2 separate regions of the Homo sapiens genome follow, and region 1 is linked to region 2. The links are chromatin contacts, found by Hi-C or POLR2A ChIA-PET in ENCODE. All regions are on one chromosome and are shown on one strand. The core of a region is the stretch at or near the end of the contact, and the rest is flanking DNA. Distances in the headings are between cores, read along the strand shown. Region 1 has its middle 6.9 kb from the start of BCAS4. Region 2 overlaps RIPOR3 (RIPOR family member 3).

The links. Hi-C counts contacts between places; a loop is a spot of excess contacts on that map. ChIA-PET counts read pairs that join two places held with the same protein, here RNA polymerase II (POLR2A). Pooled maps may share reads with other maps.
Region 1: a loop to region 2 is called in a map of Caco-2, with 20 times the contacts of the local background. The contact joins two enhancer-like sites. A Hi-C loop is called at or near these places in 6 of 168 maps with a recorded cell type or tissue (Caco-2, Calu3, HCT116 and 3 more), 2 of 37 single-sample maps with no recorded cell type and 8 of 50 pooled maps. POLR2A ChIA-PET finds 5 or more read pairs at or near these places in 12 of 52 experiments (A549, AG04450, GM10248 and 7 more).

The regions. Positions count from the first base shown.
Region 1 is chr20:50,786,546-50,789,744 of GRCh38, forward strand. No RefSeq gene overlaps it. Among named protein-coding and RNA genes, the nearest start is that of BCAS4, 6.9 kb to the right of the region's middle. Within about 2 kb of position 1,591, at least 6 of the 41 ENCODE cell types and tissues checked have a DNase peak (open chromatin) inside an H3K27ac peak, as active enhancers do.
Region 2 is chr20:50,624,878-50,628,034 of GRCh38, forward strand. The region is part of intron 2 of RIPOR3 (RIPOR family member 3); the gene reads right to left. Among named protein-coding and RNA genes, the nearest start is that of MIR1302-5, 12 kb to the left of the region's middle. RefSeq lists an enhancer at 127-1,088. Within about 2 kb of position 1,405, at least 7 of the 41 ENCODE cell types and tissues checked have a DNase peak (open chromatin) inside an H3K27ac peak, as active enhancers do.

The DNA of each region.
Region 1 (3,199 bases), core at 341-2,840, 160 kb after region 2:
TTTTGGTCATTGTTTCAACCAGAGGCCCAGCTCAGCTTTTTATGTTATTGATATGGCGGCAGATTTCACATAGAGCAGCATCTCATTTACAAAGAACACAGAATGCCATGCCATGGACTCCAGAGATGGAAAAGTCCTTTGAGGCTGGGCACGGTGGGTCATGCCTGTAATCCCAACACTTTGGGAGGCTGCAGTGGGAGAATGGCTTGAGCTCAGGAGTTTGAGACCGGCCCGGGCAACATGGTGAAACCGTGTTTCTAACAAAAATTACCTGGGCGTGGTGGTGTGCGCCTGTAGTCCCACCTGCCTGGGAGGCTGAGGTGGAAGGATTGGTTGAGGCTGGGATGTCTAGGCTGCAGTGAGCCGAAATCAGTGCCACTGAACTCCAGTCTGGGCCACAGAGAGTGAGACCATGTCAAGGCAAGAAAAGAAAAGGTCGGGCACAGTGGCTCATGCCTATAATCCCAGCACTTTGGGAGGCCGAGGTGGGTGGATTGCCTGAGCTCAGGAGTTCTAGACTAGCCTGGGCAACACGGTGAAACCCTGTCTCTACTAAAATACAAAAAAAATTAGCCGGGCGTGGTGGCGTGCACCTGTAGTCCCAGCTATTTGGGAGGCTGGGGCAGGAGAATCACTTGAATGTGGGAGGCAGAGGTTGCAGTGAGCTGAGATTGTGCCATTGCACTCCAACCTGGGTGAAAGAGTGACTCCATCCCACAAAAAAAAAAAAAAAAAAAAATGAAAGGAAAGGAAAGGGAGAGAGGAAAGGTGTGGGTGGGGAGAGAGAGAGAGAAGAGGAGAAAGAGGAGAAAGAGAAAGAAGGAAAGAGAGAGAGAAGGAAAGAGAGAGAGAAGGAAAGAGAGAGAGAGGAAGAAAAGAGAGAAAGAAAGAAGTCTTTAGAATTTTAATGAAAGGCCAGGTGTGATGGCTGATGCCTGTAATCCCAGCACTTTGGGAGGCTGTGGTGGGAGGATGGCTTGAGCTTAGGAGTTCGAGACCAGCCTGGGCAACATGGTGAAACCCCGTTTCTACAAAAATTACCTGGGCATGGTGGTGCGTACCTGTAGTCCCAGCTACCTGGGACGCTCAGATGGGAGGATTGGTTGAGCCCAGGAAGTCGAGGTGGCAGTGAGCCGAAATCAGGGCCACTGCCCTCCAGCCTGGGCCACAGAGTGAGACCCTGTCAAGGCAAGAAAGTCAAGGCAGAGAGAAAGGAAAGAAGGAAGGAAGGGAGGGAGGGAGGGAGGGAAGGAAGGAAGGGAGGAGAGAGAAAGGGAGAAAGAAAAGAGAGAAAGAAATAAGTCCTTAGAATTTAATGAAAGGCCGGTTGCGGTGGCTCATGCCTGTAATTCCAGCACTTTTGGAGGCCTAGGCGGGTGGATCGCCTGAAGTCAGGAGCTTGAGACCAGTCTGGCCAACATGGTGAAACCCCGACTTATTTAAAAAAAAAAAAAAAAAGAAAAGAATCTTGCTGAAAGAAGAGAGAAAGAAGTTCTTAGAATCTTAATGAACAAAAACTCAAGTTTCTGAAACAAGAAAACAAATGTCTCAAATAGTCTAAAGAATACGGTTTTTTACTAGGGTGTTTAGCAATTTTCTTGCAGATTCTGATCTATCTCTATGTGATATAATAGGTGCAAAGCTCAACTGCTCCACTCAGCGGTTATGTGTGGGGGCCTCATTTTCTCCAGCTGTGGGATTGGGAAGCAAGTCGATTCCTTTTTTATAATTTTGAAATCCAGGAAACGCCAAAACCGTTAGCTTTCTTTCCCATCAGTTTGGCAGAAATTCACTGAGGTGAAGAGACGGGAGGTTATTTAAGGCCTCTATTTAGCTCATTTAAGGTGAATATCCACACACTTTGCTGAGAAATACGATCAGATAAGAGGATGCTGCCCCAGCTCCCATGGGACTTGTATGTGCTTTGTATTAGCCTTCTACAATCCACAGAGCTCAGATTCTGAAACACGTCTGGCCCTAGCGGTTTTGGATGAGGGGTAACACCTGTAACACCCAGAGGTGGCTGAGAGCAGTGAATGAGAATCCACGGACAGCACTGAAATTCACACCTTGGGGAACCTCTGATGTCCCTGTATCTGGCCAGTAGTTTCTGCCACTTACTGTTTAGATAGACGCAGAGAAAACAAGTAGGGACACAATTTCGGTAGCTGGAAGGGAGAACATTCCTTCGCCCTCCAACTAAGTGACTCTCCTCTCGCTTCTCAAGGCCAAGGAAGCTCTGCCGTAAGGCTAAACGCGACACTCAGGGAGCATTTGGAATCTTGCCCTGTGGCCTCTTGCCTCTAAAGCTGCAAGACCCTTTATGTGGCTCTGCTGTGGAAGGGAAAGGAGTAGAGAAAAACTACTCAAATGACTGCAGAGATGTAGAAGCTTTCCTTATCAGGGAGAGAATGGGAAGCTGCGATTGCTGTTTCCTGTTACTGTAGTGAACATTTCAAAATTATGACATAAAAATGGTTTTTGTTTCTTTTTTTGAGATGGCGGTCTCGCTCTCTCACCCAGGATGGAATGCAGTAGTGTGATCACGGCTCACTGCAGCCTCAATGTCCCAGGCTCAAGTGATCCTCCTGCCTCAGCCTCCTGAGTACCTGGAACTACAGGTGCATGACACCATACCTGGCTAATTTTTGTAATTTTTGTGGAGATGGGGTTTCACCATGTTGGCCAGGCTGGTCTTGAACTCTTGAGCTCAAGTGACCTACCCACCTTGGGTGGCCAAAAATGTTCGTTTATGTATTTATTTATTTTTGAGATGAAGTCTCGCTCTTGTCCCCCAGGCTGGAGTGCAATGGCGCGATCTTGGTTCACGGCAACCTCCACCTCCCTGGTTCAAGCGATTCTCTTGCCTCAGCCTCCCCAGTAGCTGGGATTACAGGCGCCTGCCACCATGCCCGGCTAATTTTTATATTTTTAGTAGAGATGGGGTTTCACCATCTTGGCCAGGCTGGTCTGGAACTCTTGACCTCAGGTGATCCGCCCGCCTCAGCCTCCCAAAGTGCTGGGATTACAGGCGTGAGCCACTGTGCCTGGCCCAAAAATGTTTTTTAATATCTGGGTTTTTATTGTTGGTGGTGGTGTTGGGGTGTTTGTTTGTTTGTTTGAGACAGCATCTTACTCTCTTGGCCAGACTGGAGTGCAGTGGCACAATCTCGGCTCATCGCAACCTCTGCCTCCGAGG
Region 2 (3,157 bases), core at 155-2,654:
GTCCTGCACCTGCCCCCAGCCTCCAGGCGGGACAATTATAGGACTGACTGCACAGGCTTCAGGTGAAGACTCCATGCAACAAGGACGTGAGCCAACCATTTACCCAGGTGCCTGGCGGTGCTGGCCACTGGGTGATGATGACAGGCATGCACTCGGCACTTGCCAAGCTCAAATTCTGCTCTCAGTGCTTTTGTTTTTTTTTTTTTTAATTGAGACAAGGTCTTGCTCTGTCTCCCAGGCTGGAATGCAGTAGCGTGATCTCAGCTCACTGTAGCCTCCGCCTCCTGGGCTCAAGTGATCCTCCCACCTCAGCCTCCTGAGTAGCTGGGACCACAGGAGTGCACAATTACACTCGGCTAATTTTTTGTAGTTTTGGTGGAGACAGGGTTTCACCATGTTGCCCAGGCTGGTCTTGAATTCCTGAGCTCAAGTGATCCGCCTGCCTTGGCCTCCCAAAGTGCTGGGATTGCAGGCGTGAGCCACCACGCCCGCCTGGCCTGCTCTTGGTGCTTTACATGTATGGACTCATTTCTCCTGACACAGTCTTTGAGGTCAGGCCCCCTGGTACCGTCCAGGAAACTGAACTTGCATCACTCGCCTCTGGCTCCAGAGTCTGTGTGCTTGACAGCTTCACAGGCAGGGCTGGATATGAGCCGCCTCTTTCTCCAGCCTCCTCTCCTTGAAACTTAATGGCTGCTATTTCGTTTTCACACCCACACTTCTTAGCCATCCCAACAGAGGAATTCCCAAGCTGAGGAGGATGTCCCAGTGGCTCCTGGCTCGGGGAGTACCTGCCTGACTGCCTGGGGGAGGGAGACCTGGCTGAGGAGGGGCAGGAAAGGGGGAAGGGCAACCATGCCTGTCAACTGGGGCAGAGTAGGACAGTATCGGGGCCTGGCCCTCTCCTCCTTCATCCTCACTGTTTATCCTCTCATCTCTCTATCCTCCCACCCCCCAGGTCCAGCTCTTGGGAAATGGCCTTATTATGTCAATCATTCACACCTTAGTATAAAATTTCCCCACCAGGTTACTTCCCCAAGTGAGCCATCTGACTGTGGAGTAAAAATCCCTGTCTATAGTGAAAGGGGTTTCAAGGTGCCAGAGTAGGGGTCAAGGTGGTGATGGGAAGAGAAGGGGCATCAGCCCACCCTCTCCATGCAGAGCCCTGCCCTCCTGCCAGGTTGTTTGCCTTGACAGTGCGGCTGCGCTTCGGCCTGCTCGGGTTACCAGGGAACAAGGCCAGAAGGTGGGGCCTGAAACCCAATCAGGCTCCAGCCCTGGCTCCAAGGGTTCAGACCCCAGGGAGCTCGACGGAGACAGGAAGTTAAAAATAGATGCACCGCTTCCCCGTCGGTGTGGGCAGCTTCTTCCTTGCCCTCACACAAGGGGGCGGCAGAGGCCAAGGCCAGGTGGGGGCTGCCCAGGGACCTCCGAACCAGCCCAGGCCCAGCATCCTCTGGCATCCTTGACAATCAGATGGGGGACAGGAGGGGTCTGAGATATTAGAGCCATCAGGGCTGTCTTTCCTAGACTAGGACTTGGACACTGTGGGACCCTTGCTGACGGCCAGCGAGCCCTGGTGTCAAGGGGATGGATCACCTCTGTCCTCCTTCCTCCCAAAGAGCTGATCCCAGGAATCCAGGAAGGGGCCAACGAGAGGCAGAGGCCTACCGTGGGGGCACTCTCTGGGCAGAGCTCCCCTCTAGGGCCTGAGGGGACATGTCCCATGGATGCAGGACATTCAGAGGCCCCCACAGGCCTGGCAGGAGGAGAGCTGCAGGCAGGGCCAGTTGTGAAATTTGTGGGGTCTAGTGCGAAATAAAAATGCAAGGCTCTTTATTCAAAATTTATCAAGAATTTTGGGCCAGGCGCGGTGGCTCACGTCTGTAATCCCAGCAGTTTGGGAGGCCGAGGTGGGTGGATCACCTGAAGTCAGGAGTTCCAGACCAGCCTGGCCAACATGGTGAAACCCTGTCTCTACTAAAAATTAGCTGGGCATGGTGGCACATGCCTGTGATCCCAGCTACTCGGGAGGCTGAGGCAGGAGAATCACTTGAACCCGGCAAGTGGAGGTTATGGTGAGCTGAGATTGTGCCATTGCACTCCAGCCTGGGCAACAAGAGCAAAAGTCCGTCTCAAGAAAAAAAAAAAAAAAAATAGCCAGTGTGGTGGCCCATGCCTGTAGTCCCAGCTACTCAGGAGGCTGAGGCAGAAGAATTGCTTGAACCTGGAAGGTGGAGCTTGCAGTGAGCCTAAATTGCACCACTGCACACCTGGGTGACAGAGCAAGACTCTGTCTCAAAACACACACAAAAAAATTGTATTAAGAATTTCTATTTGGTGCCAGGCACAGTGGCTCACACCTGTAATCCCAGCATTCTGGGAGGCCGAGGCAGGTGGATCACCTGAGGTCAGGAGTTCGAGACCAGCCTGACCAATATGGTGAAACCCTGTCTCTACTAAAAATACAAAAAAAAAAAAAAATTAACTGGCATGGTGAGGCACACCTGTAATCCCAGCTACTCAGGAGGCTGAGACAGGAGAATTGCTTGAACTCAGGAGGCGGAGGTTGCAGTGAGCCGAGAATATGCCACTGCACTCCAGCCTGGGCAACAGAGCGAGACTCTGTCTCAAAAGAAAAAAAAAAATACAAAAATTAGCCGGGCGTGGTGGCACGCTCCTGTAATCCCAGCTACTCAGGAGGCTGAGGCAGGAGAATCACTTGAACCTGGGAGGCGGAGGTTGCAGTGAGCCAAGATCGCGCCATTGCACTCCAGCCCGGGCGAGAGAGAGAAACTGTCTCAAAAAAAAAAAAATTTTGGGAGGCTGGGGTGGGAGGATCATTTGAACCAAGGAGGTCAATGCTGCAGTGAATCGAGATCGCACCACTGCACTACAACCTGGGCGACAGAATGACACCCACAAAAATTTCTAGAGCACAACAGCAGAGCGTTCAATCAAAGTACAGAGCACAGGCTACACGCTCATGAAGCCGCCCTTGGGTACAGGGTCTGCAGACCCTACCCCTCCTTCCAGACCACACAAGGGTCCCTACAGTGCTTCAGTGGACCAGCCCCACTCCAGGGCACACAGCTGGGAGAGGGTCACCTGGGCCGGATGGCCCCCTGGCCAGGTAACCCGCACAGCTGACCTTCCC